2 separate regions of the Mus musculus genome follow, and region 1 is linked to region 2. The links are chromatin loops, found by intact Hi-C in ENCODE. Cell type or tissue: left cerebral cortex. All regions are shown on one strand.

Region 1 (2,500 bases), 190 kb after region 2:
TGTCTTCAGTCGATGGATCTTCCCCCAAATTAGCTCATCTGGCTTGTCTATCCAGTCCAGACCTCAGTGTGACTAGGTGCTTTGAGTTCCTCTCACTTTAACTTCCCCCAAAATGATGGCCTGTTGCCTGGAATCATGAGCTAAAATACACCTCTTCCTCCCACACCTGGCCATGTGCAAGAGAAGAGCTTGTTGGTGAGACAAGGGGAGGGCACTACCAGATCTACCCAAGGCCTGATGATTCTCCAGTGTCTCAACTCTCCAACGTTTTAGGGTTCCAGGTTGTGGGTTCCACACATGCCTAGAGGCCGCTGAGTCTACAGAGTGGGTCTGGTATGTCTGCCTGCTGGATGACACATGCAGGTTCCCCTTCTACACACAGCTGTGAAGACTTTACACAGTGGTTCTCAACCTATGGGTGGGAGACCCAACCTATGGATAGGAGCCCCTTTCGGAGGTGAATGGCACTTTCGTAGAGATCACATATCAGATATCCTACATATCAGATGTTTACAATTCATGACAGTAGCAAAATTACAGATATGAAGTAGGAACAAACTGATTTTATGGGTGTTTTTTTGGGGGGGGGGTGAGTCACCATAACATGAGGAGGAACTGTATTCAAGGGTTGCAGCATTAGGAAGGTTGAGAACCACTGATGGACACATTCAGCTGCTAGGGCCCCCTTCAGTGTCTCTGCTTGAAGAGACCATCACAAGAACTTGTCTCTTGAGTGTTCCCTTACACAACATAAAAATTTGTAAGGATTACCAGCGGTCTGTTCAACTAAAAGTAAATTAGCCTAGGGATTTCCACAGCCCCTGGCAATAACCCTAGGACCACCCATCCATGCCCCAGGCGCCAAGGTGTGGCACTCAGAGAAACAACAACCTGGAAAATGACATCTAGAAACTCTGAATTCAAAGGCTTCAAAGACTTCTGAAGGCCGCCCATTTGCGTCCGTGCTCAGGTATCAGGAAAGGGAGGGGATCACGGGAGGCCAGGATGTTGGAGATATTTTGAGAAGCCGTGGGCAGATGAGACATACATTATTCACCAGCACACAGACTTAAGCAGGCAGCCACCCACAGGCACTCGAACACATGCCCAGCACACACAGGCTGCACACGGGCTGCACACAGGCAGGCGTAGATACACATACAGACCAGCATTCAGGCTTACACACAAGCAGGCTGGCAAAGGTGAAGGCCTCTGACCTCGAGGTCATATTCACACAGAACCCACAGGAAGGGGACACTCTCCTGAGCCAGCTATACAACGGGACACACCCTTGTTTACTTCTGGGTTTCCAGGACACCTGATGTGAGGAATTTGATGCTGGTTCGAAGCTCCCCAGATATCCATTGTCAACCATGCTTTAACGGGCTCACACTTGATATCACGTCAGAACTATGTTGTGTAAACATAAACAGGCCCTTACTCTCTCTGTTCCCACACATCCTCACTCTTCTTGTGTTTGAAACCACGCTGGTGTACTTACAATCACTATGTCCTCTCCCTGACTCCCACACGTTCCCCAATTTTCTGAGTGCCTGCCCAGGGCCCTGGCCTCTTTCTTGGTTAATCTAGTTCACAAAAACCTCTCAACGCCTGATTGATTTCTTTTTTCTTGCTGAAATAGAATACTCTAAAAAGAGAGGCACAGGGAAGAAAGGTGCACTTGGGCTTATGGTTACAAACGGGACAGTCTATCACAGCAGAGAAAACACGGCAGCAGGAGAATGAAGCTGGCCTCACAGTCGGGAAGAGAAAGAAAGAAAGGACAGGAAGTGCAGTGAGGTTATGCAACTTCAAAACCCACCCCCAAAGCATACTTCCTCCAGCAAGGTGTCACACTATAAAGGCTCCAAAAGTCTCAAACAGGTCCATGAACTGAGGACCAAGCATTCAAATACATGAGTCTCTGGGAGACATTTCTGATAGATAGATAGATAGATAGATAGATAGATAGATAGATAGATAGATAGATAGATAGATAGGAATAAATATAGATAATTTAAAACAAATTTTAAATTGAAATACACTTTGATCATAATTTCCCTCCATAATTCCTCTCCCCTTCCCTAACCACCCAACTTAAAGTTCTTTCTCTAAAAACAAAAAGCCAATACAACATAAATTCCCCCCAAACCAAGAAAACAACATAAAACCATATGCCAAAAGAAAAAAATGTAATGAAATAAACACACACACACACACATCTGTGGAATCCATTCTATGTTGGTCAGCACTTCTGATTTTAAGGCCTGTTCTGGAGTGGTTGACCTACCCAGTGTCACCCTATTGGAGAAAACTGATTTTCCCCTCTCCAGCAGGTGTACGTGACAGCTCAGTTGTTAACCTTTACCCTAGTGGCTGGGTTTTCATTTAAAATATAACAAAATAAAATGTAGTAAGATAAAACAGGAACTAGCCACTGAAATTGGAGAAGACAAACAAACAGAAGGAAAAGGGCCCAAGAGAAAGCACGAGAACTAGG
Region 2 (2,500 bases):
CTGTACCAAAGTTAAATCAAGATCAAGTAAACTATCTAAACAGCCCCATAACCCCTAAGGAAATAGAAGCAGTTATTAAAAACCTCCCAACCAAAAAATAAACCCCCAGAGCCACATGGTTTTAGTGCAGAATTCTACCAGACCTTAAAGAGCAAATACCAATACTCCTCAAACTATTCCATAGAACAAAAACAGAAGAAACACTACCTAATTCATTCTATGAAGCCACAGTTATGTTGATACCTAAACCACGCAAAGACCCAACAAAGTAAGAGAACTTCAAACCAGTTTTGCTTATGAATATCGATGCAAAAATACTCAATAAAATTATCACAAACATAATCCAAGGACACATCAAAAATATCATTTACCTCGATCAAGTAAGCTTCATCCCAGGGTCTCAGGGACGGTTCAATATATGAAAAAAATCCATGAACGTAATCTTTTATATAAACTAACTCTAAAAAAAAATCATGTGATCATCTCATTGGATGCTGAAAAAGCCTTTGACAAAACCTAACACCCCTTCATATTAAAAGTTTTGGAGAAATATAATGAAAGCAAGATACGACAAACCAACATCAAATTAAATGCAGAGAAACTTGAAGCAATCCCACTAATATCGGGGACAAGATAAGGCAGCCTACTCTCTCCCTATCTATTCAATATAGTACTTGAAGTTCTAGCCAGAGCAATGAGACAACAAAAGGAGATCAAAGGGATACAAATCAGAAAGAAAAGAGGTCAAGCTATCACTATTTGCAGATGATATGATAATCTACATAAGCATCCCCCAAAATTCTTCAAGAAACTTTTAAAAGTGCCTTGAGGCCACATCACACATCCACAGCAGACCTGGGACACATAAGCCAGGATCGTCTGACTTCCCTCTCTGAGTACATTCTATGGAATATAGGTATAACTAGAGGCCACTTGTTAATAACACTGTCCAGCAAAGCTTCTGTTGTTCAGAGCAGGGAGAGCTGGCTCGGAGTGTACAAGTAAGTACTCATAGCTTCTGTGGGCGATCTGAATTTGGTTCCCAGAACTCATGTCAGAAAGCTTACAGCTGTCTATAACTCCAGCTCCAGGGGATCTGATGCCCCTGGCTTCCTCGGACACCCACATACATGCGAGTACTTACAAACAGACCACACACACACACACAGAAAGAGAGAGAGAGAGAGAGAGAGAGAGAGAGAGAGAGAGAGAGAGAGAGAGAGAGAGACTCTAAAAACAGTTTTAAAAATCTTTTTTTTTAAAAAAAGGACTCTATCCTTTTAAATTTTATTTCATATACAGAGAAAATAACATAATTTTATACTAATATTAACATTCCATTTGTGTATGTACATGCACATGCAAGCCCTACAACATGATGCGGGGAGGGCTAATCTGCAAGAAGATGACATTAAAGTCAAGTGCAGTTGAACTGATGAAAAGACTTGGAGGGGAACGCACCCCGACTGGGAAAAGCGAGGGAAAGGAGTCCACACGCCACAACACTGGGACAAACATGGCTGCACACCCTCACAGCTTCCTCTGGGAGGATGTGTGAAAGCTTCCTGCATGATCCCATCTGCCTCACACCCAGAGTCTAGTGTCAGACTACATTTGTTCCATTCTGACATCCAGCCGGAGCTAGCTGTGGGGGCTGAAGAAGTTCCCTCCACATTTGTGAGCCTCCATTTTTCTCACTAAAATAGGCCTAAGGATAACACTTCCCTTGAAGTACTGCAAAGAAATGCAAAGAAAAGACTTGCCTTGGTGCACAGCCCATAATAGGTATTGCAAGATCTTCTGCTTTCACATGGGTTGGGAATGCACCAGGAAGGTGACTGCAGTCATCTCTGGCCTCCAACACTACCTAGGGGCCCTTCCCATCTGGCCATCCCTTATAGCCCAGAATGCTGGCTAGCCTTCCAAGTGGGTTCCTGGAGGGACCCATGTGGACCACACAGCCACTCTCTGACAGCAGGCAGAATCGGGTGTCCATTCTTCATCTGTGGCATCTCCAGGATTGGATCTTACAGTCAAGGACACTAACCAATCCACCTGTGATACATGAGATTCGAAGAGAACTTTTAGGTACCCTGGACAGAAAGTGGGTGCTTAAGAACTGAGATGGGAGGTGTGCTGGGCAGTGGAGACACAGCTGGGTGGCCAGGACAGGGGTTTCTCCACAGGTGCATGAGATTAACCCCCTTTCAGATAATTATCTCAAGCTCTCGCCAGGATTAATTGGAAGGGTACCATTATCCTCATCTTGTAGATTGGATGTTCAAGCTTAGCTCATCTCCTCCATCACTCCAGCTTGTTAGAGAGGGGGTGGGGTCAGTGTGTATGTGTGTGCATTGTGCATGTGCATGTGTGTATGTGCATGAGTGCATGTGCATGCATGTGTGTGCGCATGTATGTGTGCATGTGCATGTATGTGTGCATGTGCATGTGTGTGCATGTGCATGTGTGTGCATGTGGAAGCCAGAAGTCAACCTCTGCT

The links. Peaks named below come from ENCODE experiments on the same cell type or tissue, not always from the same donor. Only the 100,000 strongest peaks of a DNase experiment are listed, where the experiment ranks them.
Region 1: a loop joins it to region 2, with 2.3 times the contacts of the local background. A loop is called at or near these places in 2 of 42 quality-filtered maps.

Annotation. Positions count from the first base shown.
Region 1 is chr2:169,124,215-169,126,714 of GRCm38, reverse strand. No RefSeq gene overlaps it. Among named protein-coding and RNA genes, the nearest start is that of Gm52536, 46 kb to the right of the region's middle. In left cerebral cortex, no CTCF peak of the experiment used is centred here; DNase peaks (open chromatin) are centred at 125 and 1,042.
Region 2 is chr2:169,318,827-169,321,326 of GRCm38, reverse strand. No RefSeq gene overlaps it. Among named protein-coding and RNA genes, the nearest start is that of Gm46788, 22 kb to the right of the region's middle. In left cerebral cortex, a CTCF peak has its summit at 1,535; DNase peaks (open chromatin) are centred at 1,000 and 1,616; H3K27ac peaks cover 273 bases.